Regions from separate parts of the Homo sapiens genome. Here region 2 is linked to region 1. The links are chromatin loops, found by intact Hi-C in ENCODE. Cell type or tissue: ovary. All regions are shown on one strand. Links, peaks and the distances in the headings refer to the core of each region. The heading gives the core; the rest is flanking DNA.

Evidence for each region. A loop is a pair of places that touch in the nucleus more often than their neighbours do. Peaks named below come from ENCODE experiments on the same cell type or tissue, not always from the same donor. Only the 100,000 strongest peaks of a DNase experiment are listed, where the experiment ranks them.
Region 2: a loop joins it to region 1, with 5 times the contacts of the local background. A loop is called at or near these places in 19 of 110 quality-filtered maps.

Annotation. Positions count from the first base shown.
Region 1 is chr3:40,175,856-40,181,480 of GRCh38, reverse strand. All of the region lies in intron 8 of MYRIP (myosin VIIA and Rab interacting protein), which reads right to left. The region is part of intron 2 of EIF1B-AS1 (EIF1B antisense RNA 1); the gene reads left to right. Among named protein-coding and RNA genes, the nearest start is that of EIF1B-AS1, 130 kb to the left of the region's middle. In ovary, for the core only: a CTCF peak has its summit at 2,325 (motif pointing right); a DNase peak (open chromatin) is centred at 2,330.
Region 2 is chr3:39,445,149-39,450,773 of GRCh38, reverse strand. No RefSeq gene overlaps it. Among named protein-coding and RNA genes, the nearest start is that of MOBP, 20 kb to the left of the region's middle. RefSeq lists a silencer at 2,640-2,809. In ovary, for the core only: a CTCF peak has its summit at 2,732 (motif pointing left); a DNase peak (open chromatin) is centred at 2,743.

The DNA.
Region 1 (5,625 bases), core at 159-5,158:
ATTACAGTATTAAACAAAGTACTGATCCAAAACTCAGACCCCCTTTGCAGTGGGCTTCCACCTGCTGGTTGATGTCAGCACCAGCAGCCCCTACTCCCTTCTGTCCCAGTGCAAAGTGTGCTCATTTCCTCACCTTTCTCTCTCCCACAGGTACCTAGCCTAGGAGACAAAGGCAAGCTCTTTCAGAGAAGAGCTGTGGGCAGGGCCATGGGGTGCTTTGGAGCTGGACCCAGGAGTCAGCCGTGCCTGGGCTCCGTGACCACCTCGGCTACACTACCTTGGCCAAGTGACTTAATTCCTTGAGAGTCGTGGAAACTTAATCTTGCCCTGCACTCACAGTAAACTGTATGATAATGGTAGCTTAAAAAAAAAAGGTATGAGAGAATAACAAAGAAAGAAAGACAGCAAAAATGAGCACAGGATACTTGGGTGACAACACTGAGCTTTAAGATTAGAGGTTGGAAGAGGAAGATGCACTCAATGGCCTTGCCTCCTAAGGACTCTGGACCAGTCTGAGGAAAGACACAGAGATAGATGAGGATCAAAACCCAGCATCCCCATCATCACAGGCCAGGCTAGGGCCCAGGACCCCTCACATACAGGGCGTCTGGTTCACTCTGTTGGAGAGTGGTAATGCAGGCCAGTTCAGATTCAGAGTCGTAGGAAACCTCTACTTTCCCCACGAAACCTTGGGGTGATCTAGGAGAAAGGTGGGCTTACAGAACAAATATGGAACCCCCTAAGCTGTGAACCAAGTGTTACAACCTGCTCCTATCCCTTCAAATATAGAAGAGAGAGCATGATGGGCCTCCAGACCTGCCTTTCGATGCAATGGTCATAGGTTAACGCAACCCAGAGGTGATGAGCTCTCCTTGCCTTATCAGTTCCTCAAGACACTGTGCGTCGATAAGGTTCAGTTCAAGCAGGCCATGGCCTGTGGGAAATCTACCAATTGCCCCCTTCCCCAACTGGGCTGGTGGTCATGGGCTTCTTCTGTACTTATGTTTTACTGCACTCTTGCAAACATCTCTCTTCTGGCCTGGGGCCCCCACTAGACTGTGGAGCAACTGAGGGTAATGTTCTTTTAGCAGTGACATCTGTAGCCCCTGGCACAGTAACTAGTACAGAATTGGAAATCAATGAATGTTTGCTATCGAGTGAATGGTTACAAAATGAGTTTTTCAAAGTGCCTAATTTTTTTTTTCCAATTTCTTACACAAAATTATGGAGTAAGAGAAAGAAATAAAAAGGATCCCACTGTCATCTACACTTACATCCTGGAGAGCAAGGTTTTACTTGGAGGAGAGCCAAGCTAACACACATGTAAAGTGGCTTTTGGCTGAGTGTCATCTCCTTCATTCTGAGGGCACAGCAAGCACTGACCCTGTCTCGAGTGTCCAGAGCAGTTTGGATGATGCAGCTTGACAACACCCGAGGTTTTCACAGGGCTAGGTATTCAGAGCCATTCTGCGATTCTGCTAAATATCTGACAGAAAATGAGCAGCTTTCAGAGAGGATAGAGATTGAGGATGGTGGTCAACTGGCAAGTGAAGTTATTAAAAATGAAGGAAAACATCATTCTATGGCAAACCTCCATGTATCAAGAGGGACACGCCCTTGGCCCTGGTGTACCTTGGGATTGGCTAGGTTGCTCCTCCTGTGTGATCACACAGCTCTGTCCACACTGTTATCGTTGTGCACTGACTTGCTGTGTCTTCCACACACAATGAACTCCATGAGGGCAGGGATGGCCTTTTGTTTGTGATCCTTGGTTGCATGTTTGTGACTGAATTTATAGGCTGTAAGACACAGTGCTGGCCCTTATGAAGCTGACAGCCTAGTTGCCAGATGCAGTATTATTGCAGCCTCACAGAAGCCATTTACTGTATCTGGCCTTTAAAAAAAATCTACAAGCTTCTCACTGTAAATCACTGAATACAAGTTTAAAAAGGGGAAACAATACTTAATATTTCATTTTTGCAGTGGCTCAGACTTGTGTGTATATGTGGTGGCTGGGGTCCTTTTTTATGGGACGGAAATTCTCCCCCATTCTCTGCAAAAGCCAAGACTAACAAATGAAAAGTCCCTCTCTGGTCCCAACAGCAGAGAGTAGGGAATGCCAGGCTATAAAAATAGTCTATTTCAGGCAAATCAGTGTTCCACACTAGAAAAAAGCTACACCCTGACAACCACAAAAGGCCCAGCAGAGCTGTCTCCAACAGGTCCTAGGACACTGGTGGCCTACAGTCTCCAGCCAGGGTGGAAAAAGACAGTTCTGAGACCCAGGTGTGGTTCTGCCACAAATTCATTACAAGCAACACACGCCCAGCAGAGGGCACCACAACAATGCTTTTACTCACCAGCTAGTTCAGCCAGAGAGGAGTAATTTATTTGTTTATTATACTGGCTTATAACGCTGGCTGAGCCCTCTGTGCCCACTTTTCTTTCCTACGCACAGACTCTGCTTGTCTTACTTATTCTAGGGTACACAGAAGACGCAGGGCTGGTGACTGGAAGAGCTGGTCTGAGTTAGAGTGTTTGAACATCTATGCAAGGGGGCTGCAGGGGGAGTCCATGGATCCAGGAATGTTAGCACATCAGCAATCCCTTGCATTGATGAACTTGAGAATTTGGGCCTTCAGATAGGCCCTTCCTCTTTACTCCTTGGGCATTAACTTATGGGTGATACCTTAGGTAGTGGGTAAATGCCAGCTCCTCCTCTTGCTATGTGGGATCTTGGAAAAACTTAAACTGTTCTAAGCCTCAGTTTCCTCATGTTAAGGGATCAGTATCATGCATAGCGCAGAGAAAGCACTCAATAAATATTAGCCAAATAAGAGCATTTATTAAGTATTACCACTGAGCCGGTGTAACTGTTCTCTCACTCAACTTGATTGAGTGCACATGAGTAAACAGAGTCAGGATTGAATAACTTGCCCAAAGCATATGGATGGCCAAGGGTAAGGCAAGGGTTGAGCTCGGGTCTGACTGATTCCAATTCGATGCTCCTCCATGCTCTCTTGGTGTGTGCCTGACAGCCTTTGCTGCAAGCCTGGCAACAATGCACTCCTGGTTAATGTGCCCCAGCCCAGCAGGACTTGCCACGTGAACCAACTGGTCCCGAAGCTTTGGGCAAAACACCCAGTGTGATCATCAGTTACTTTTGTTACAGCATTCTTTGCAGTAGCTGCATCTCCTGTGTGGGCAGCAGCAATGTGTTCTACTTATATCCCTTGGAACCATAGATTGTTGCTATGATTGCTATGATTATCATCATCATCAACAGGACAGGCTCCCTGTGGCACCAACCGCAGCTTTAAAACAGTCTTTGCTCTCAAAGAGCCCACAGTAAAAAACAGGGAAAGAATGTTTTTAGTATCAAAGATTTGAGGGCAAATCAAGAAGAGTGGTCATATGTATACGTAACTGAGACACAGCTTTGCTTTGTGTTTTTAGGGTCAGATGTAAGTATTAAATTCAATCCTATAATTATAGCAATGACAAAAAGTACTTTAATTCTATACTATGGCCATTCAAAAGAGAGAAGGAACGTGAGGAAGGAAACAACAGAGACAAAGGGAAAAGGCTGAGAAAATAGGAAGGGACAAAAGACAGGAGAACAGAGAAAGCCAGACAGAGATTCACCTTAGTCACTGGGCACACAGTAAGTGTCTGGTCCCTGGTGTCATCATCATTATTACCAATAAGATCACGATATTATTAGAGAGGCCTTTTTATATGCATGCACCCAAAGAGGCATGAAATGAGTTATAACACCCACACTGGTGCCTTCTAGGATATTGCGTCTTAAGGCTTTGAAAGCCAGGTCGCACTGACCCCCATACTGGCAGAGAGCGCACAATGAGGGAGGAAATTAAAAATGGAGCATTCGCACTGAACCTTCTTCCAAGAGAATAGATGAGAAATCCCATCTGGATGGGGATGAATTAAGTTTGGGTTTTGCAGTCAAGCCTAAGCAGTGGTGCTGATGGGGATTGGGGATTCTGCATGGTTATTTCTTAAGCCAAAGGTGTCTGGGTCATTGGAGAACTGAAAAAGGGGAGGCCCTATCAGGAGGCCACAGGTTTAGGGCCCTCCACAGCCTGTAGGTCAGGATTCTGTCTCAGGATATAATGATACCATCCTTAAGCCTGGCATCCTGTCAGCATTACCCAGGAGCTTCTGGTCATATGGAAGCCCTGGCTCCACTCCAGACCCCTTGCATCAAGACCCTTAAAGCAGGGCTTGGGCAGGTGATGCAGATGAGTGTCCAGGGTGAGAACAGCTTGAGGAAAGGTGGGAGAGCTATGTTCTCTGAAGTACCCAAGAACTGAAACTCGGCCCATTGGTTCGTGTCCAGGTTCTGGCCAGCGTCCATGTGTATTTCTGACATTTTTTTTTTTTTTTAGACAGGGTCTTGCTCTGTTGCCCAGGCTAGAGTGCAGTGGTGCAATCATAGCTCACTGCAGCCTTGACCTCCTGGGCTCAAAGGATCCTCCCACTTCATTTTCCCCAGGCATGCAACACCATGCCCAGCTAATTTTCTTTTCTTTTCTTTTTTTTTTTTTTTTTGAGATGGAGTTTGCTCTTGTTGCCCAGGCTGCAGTGCAATGGTGTGATCTCGGCTCATTGCAACCTCTGCCTCCTGGGTTCAAGCAATTCTCCTGCCTCGGCCTCCCTAGTAGCTGGGATTACAGGTGCCCACCACCACACCCAGCTAATTTTTTGTATTTTTAGTAGAGACAGGGTTTCACTATGTTGGTCAGGCTGGTCTTGAACTCCCGATCTCAGGTGATCCACCCACCTTGGCCTCCCAAAGTGCTGCGATTACAGGCGTGAGCACCTGGGCACCTGGGTGCCCAGCCCACCCAACTAATTTTTATTTTTATTTTTTGTAGAGATGGGGTCTCACTGTATTGCCTAGGCTGGTCTCGAATTTCTAGCCTCAAATGATCCTCCCACCTCAGCCTCCCAAAGTGCTAGGATTACAGGCATGAGCCACCATACCTGGCCTTGTATTTCTGCTTTTATGCTGTTTGTTCATGTCTTCTTCTTTATCTAAATCCCTAGACCAGTGCTGTGCAAATACAACTTGATGGATGATGGAAATGTTCTACATCTGCACCATCCAACATAGTCACCACTAGGCACTGGTGCTACTGAGCACTTGAAATGTGGCCAGTGTGACCAAAGAACTAGATTTTTAGTTTTATTTAATTTAAATTAAAATAGTCACTTGTAGCTTACGGCCACCATACTGAACAGTGCAGCCTCAGAACCTCAGCTGAAAGGGACCTTGGAGATCACTGAGCTACTGATCTCATTTTATAGAGGAAGAAGCTTGACCAACAGTTTTGGAGCAGGAAAGAGATACTCAAATTCTGGCCCCACTTATTACTACCTTCATCTATGAAACTGGTCTAATAATATGTCCTTATGTTGTGGCCAGGAGTAAAAGAAATCACATGTGATGTACAAACATAATGCATGGTCCTCAAGCAATGGTTGTTCCTCACATTCTTTGCCTCAGCAGCAGCTGCACATCCCCAGGGGGCATTACTAGCATTGTATTCCATATGAATGGGGGTTCCCAGAGGTGTGCCATACAGTGGCTTTGGCCAGGGT
Region 2 (5,625 bases), core at 273-5,272, 730 kb after region 1:
TTGAGCCCAGGAGTTTGAGACCAGCCTGGGCAACATAGTGAGACCCCCATGTCTACAAAAAATAAATAAAAATTAGCTGAGCATAGTGGTGTGTGTTGGTGGTCCCAGCTACTCAGGAGGCAAAGGTGAGAGGATTTCCTGAGCCCAGGACGTCAAGGTTGCTCTGAGCTATGATTAAACCACTGCACTCCAGCCCAGACAGTAGAGTGAGATCTGTCTTAAAATACTCATGCCTGTAATCCAAGCATTTGGGGAGGCCAAGGCAGGAGGATCACTTGAGCCTGGGCAACATGGTGAAACCTTGTCTCTACAAAAAAATACAAAAATTAGCTGGGTGTGATGGTGCACACCTGTAGTCCCAGCTACTTGGAAGGCTGAAGTGGGAGGGTCACTTGAGCCAGGGAGGTTGAAGCTGCAGTAAGCCATGATCACGTCACTGCACTCTATCCTGGATGACAGAGTGGGACTGTGTCTCAAAAACAATTTTAAATATTTTTTAAAAAAATTAAAAACTTACAGAAGTAAACAAAAAAAGGTGAAATTTTACTGTAAATAAATCATATCTCAATTTTAAATTTTTAAATTAAAGATTAATTCTAAAACAGTGGATAAAGAAAAACAGGCAAGACAAATAGAACATAGTGAGATGAACAAAATATATTCTCACCATCCATTCAGGCTGCCATAATAAAGCATCGCAGAGTGGATGGCTTACAAACAACAGGAATTCATTTCTCACAGTTATGGATGCTGGAAGTCGGAGATAAGGATGCCCGCATGGCCCCAGGTTCTGATGAGGGCCTTCTTCTGGCTTACAGACTGCTGACTGTTTTTTATGCCTCATATACCAGAAAGAGAGCAAGAGAGCTTCCTGGTGTTCCTTTTATCAGGGCACTAATCCCATTCATGAAGTCTTCTCCCTTATGACCTAATCACCTCTCAAAGGCCCCACCTCCTAATACTGTCATGCTGGGGTAAGGATATCCACATATGAATTGGTGGGAGTCGGGGAACACAAATATTCAGTCCATTGCATCAATCAGTAATTACACTATCTTAAATGAAGTAAATGTTTCAATTGAGGCAAAAATTTCAAATTGGAAATAACATTCAATGACACACGTCTTCTCCTCCTGTTCTTCATTCTGACTCTTCAGCTACTTGCAGAGAGAAGGTGGGACTGTGAGAACCTCAGAGCAGGACTGCTAGAGGCCAGGCGCAGTGGCTCAAGCCTGTAATCCCAACACCTTGGGAGGCGGAGGAGGATGGATCACTTGAAGTCAGGAGTTCAAGACCAGCCTGGGCAACATAGTAAAACCTCATCTCTACAAAAAATACAAAAATTAGGCCAGGCGCGGTGGCTCACACCTGTAATCCCAGCACTTTGGGAGGCCAAGGGGGTGGATCACCTGAGGTCAGGAGTTCGAGACCAGCCTGGCCAACATAGTAAAACCCCATCTCTACTAAAAATACAGAAATTTGCTGGGTGTGGTGGCATGTGCCTATAGTCCCAGCTGCTCAGGAGGCTGAGGCAGGAGAATCGCTTGGACCCAGGAGGTGGAGGTTGCAGTGAGCTGAGATCACAACACTGCACTCCAGCCTGGGCAACAGAGTGAGACTCTGCCTCAATAAATAAATAAATCAATTTAGTGTAGTCTAAATGTACAGTGTTTATAAAGTCAAGAGCAGAGTACAGTAATGTCCTGGGACTTCACACTCACTCACTGACTTACTCACAGTGACTTCCAGTGCTGCAAGCTCCATTTATGTTAAGTGCCCCATACAGGTGTACTATTTTTTATCTTTTTTATTGCATTTTTACTGCCGCTTTTTTGTTTAAATATGTTTTTATACACAAACGCCATTGTGTTTGAATTGCCTACAGTATTCGGTACAGTAACATGTTGTAAACATTTATAGTGGCTATGGTTTGGATATTTGTCCCCTCCAAGCCTCAGGTTGAAATTTGATCTCCAGTGTTGGAGGTGAAGCCTAACGAGAGGCCTTCGGGCCATGGTGTGGGGAATCCCTCATGAACGGCTTGGTGCCAGCCTCGCAGTAATAAGTGAGTTCTCACTCTATGAGTTTCCTTGAGATCTGCCTGTTAAAAAGAGCCTGCCACCTTGCCCTCCCACTCTTTTGCTGCTTCTCTATTGCCATGTGATCTCCGCCCATGAGGGCTCCCCTTCTTTTTCCGCCATGAGTGGAAGCAGTCTGAGGCCCTCACCAGCAGCAGATGCTGGCACCATGCTTCAAGCCTGCAGAACCATGAGCCAAATAAACTTCTTTTCTTCATAAATTACTGAGCCTTAGGTGTTCCTTTATTACAACACAATCAGACTAAGACAGTAACCTAGGAGCAGTAGGCTATGTCATATAGCCTAGGTGTGTAAAAGCTATGCCATCTTTATTTGTGTAAGTACACTCTGTGATGTTTGCACAATGATGAAATGGCCTCAACCACACATTTCTCAGAAAGTATTCCCATCGTTAAGTTTTATATGACTATATTCTTCAAGCACTTCATGCATTTATCTCATCTGTTCCCCCACGACACCCCTATTTGATGTTTTTATTATTCTCATTTTATAGATGTTGAAACTCAAACTCAAAGATCTTCAGTAACTTGCCCAGTCACAAAGTCAGGGGAAGAAATGTGATCTTAATTCGGGAAGCCTGACCTGTCTGTGCTCATACTCACTACGCTATACTGCCCTCTTGTGGCCAGAATGAGTCAGTAGAAACAGCTGAAAGTGATCACAGGCTGGAGGTGTCATGTATGCAACGAGTACGGGCTTGGGAGTGGGATTTTCCAAGATTTCAGTCCTCGCTGCCGCATCGCAACTGGAGACTGAGATATTAACCAAATCAGCTTCCACACTCCACCAAGGCCCACAAGCCGCTGGAGCTGGATGGCATGCTTGACAGAGGTGAGCAAACATCCCAACGGTCTGGGACAGACCCATTTTAGGTCTCTTTTCCCTGTGTCCTTTCCAGTTTATCATTTGTCCAAGATTGTCCATTTTGTGACAAAGTTTTTATTTTTATTTTTATTTATTTTTTATTTTTGAGACGGAGTCTCACTCTGTCACCCAGGCTTGAATGCAGTGGCTCAATCTTAGCTTACCGCAACCTCCAACTCCTGGGTTCAAGTGAGTCTCCTGCCTCAGCCTCCTGAGTAGCTGGGATTACAGTCACATGCCACCAGACCTGGCTAATTTTTTTGTGTATTTTTAGTAGAGAAGGGGTTTTGCCATGTTGGCCAGGCTGGTCTTGAACTCCTGACCTCAAGTGATCTGCCTGCCTTGGCCTCCCAAAGTGCTGGGATTACAGGCGTGAGCCACCGTGCCCAGCCCAAAGTATTATTTAATTGCTGCATTAAAATAAGTCAGGCTGGGTTTGGTAAGCATCCACTGTGTCCACCCCACTTGGGCCATTATCTCTTCTGGTCATGGCACGTGACACACACGTGCAGTAAAAGGAACTCTCACTTAGACATGCTTAGTGAAAGATGATCAGCAGTAATCATATCTGCTTGCTCTGCTCTTTCCAAATGCAGCAGCTTAACCAATACCTGCATTTCAAAGACAGCATTCAAGGCACTTGCTAAAATTATAGAATGTGCTGGGACATGAGGCCCAGAGACAGTCAGTTCCTACTTGTCTCGGATGCTGATAAAAGCAATCCCAGCTGCTGCTCCTGCTAACAACGTGAGTACCAACAAGATACACAGTGACAATTAACTGCAGCATGTGAAATGCAAAAAGCTGGACTGTCAGTTGCTGGGGTAGGTGGGAAATTACAGGTAAGAAAGAAGCTGAGAAATCCTCCCATCAAGAACACGGAGTACTCTGCTTTTGCTGCACTGGCTTTATCATTTTTCTACATAATGTAAATCTGCAACTACTGATTCAATTATTTGACAATGATTTTGCATTCTGCAATAAAGCTTTTGGTAGCAATGAGCTCAAATAAATGAAAATCAAGGTTAATAGAAAATTAGGTGTTAAATCCGTTTCTCCAAAAAGTTGGAGATGACTATGGAACTTGCACAAATTGTCTATAAGCTTTTACTTTCCATGTGGGAGCTGTGGTGATTCACTGATCCTCCCACCTCCCACATTCCCCAAAAGAGATAGAAATCTGCTGAGGAAGCCTCAATGTCCACTCCAAAAATAAGTAGGTATTTTAAGAAGACTGTGCCCTAAAATGACAGTTTAAAATGTGCAGCTACAGAACACGCATTTACAGATCACACCAGGAAGGTGACTTTCTATTTAATGACTGTTCTTTTAAATGAATTTTGCTCACTTTTTATTTGAAGTTTGGTACTGATCATCAGATTTTAGAAATTTTTGAACCTTTGAAAAACTACTGTGTAAATCAAACTGTGCCCCTACTCATTTTTATAAAATATTTATTTTAATTTTTGATTTGTTTTTGCTTAAAACCCATTGAAACCATTTAATCAAAATATTCAGTGAATGGAGCACCCAAAAACTTCCATTTTTGAAGCTTTCAGTACAACACAATGATCACCAAATCGAAGGAACTTGTTCATCATTTTCCCCATCTGCCCACTCGCTGCTTGCTTTCAATTCTGCATGGCTTCCCTGAGCTCCCAGTGTGTGAAACCCCAGTTGACCACAGCTTTACTGTCTCAGAAATGTACCCTTTATTGGCCTATTTCCACCCTTGTCTCACTTCCCCACTTAACTTATTTAAGGAGTAAGTTTTGAGATGTACTGCACATCAGGGTGATTATAGTCAATAATAATGTATATTTCAAAATAACTAAGAGGGTAAATTTCAAATATCTCCTCTGAAAAAATAAGTGAGATGACAGATATGTTAATTAGCTTGATTTAATTATTCCACATGGTATACCTATATCAAAACATCACAGTGTATCCCTTAAATGTATACAACTGTAATTTATTTAAAATAATATTAATTTTTTAAAAAATTGTTCTTACAGGTATCTAGGGACTATTCCAGGCCAAGCAACTTATTTTTCAATATAGAATTAAGTTGGAAAAGTTAGAAAATATTCACATGGTGATACTGTGATCAGATGAGCTATTTAAACATTTCTAAAAGACTTGTGTTTTGGCCTGGCGCAGTGGCTCACGTCTGTAGTCCCAGCACTTTGGGAGGCTGAGGAGGGAGGATCACTTGAGGTCAAGAGTTCGAGACCAGCCTGGCCAATAGGGTGGAACCCCAACTCTACTAAAAATACAAAAATTAGCACTATGTAGAATTGATATGAGAAATCCCTACCTTAATGTGGCAGATGATATTTACACACTTAAAATAGGGTTTCTCCTCTTCTGTTGCCTATATATTATATAGTACCAAGTGTCTTGAATATTTTATGTTGATGGTCAAAATTTGAAATTTTAAAAGATGACTTTTCAAAGTTATAAAAAAGGAAAGAAAAGGGTATATGTGAGCCCTTCACTCAAAGCAGTTGTATCAGGGACTTCTCTCATGTCTTATCTCCCCACTTGCTAGGACACAATACCTTATGAAATGGGGGTCATCAATTTGGTCAGCCAATCTTCTGTCTGGAATTTGCCCATTTCTGGCCCTTTATGCAGCACTCTCAACTCATCTGTCATTTAT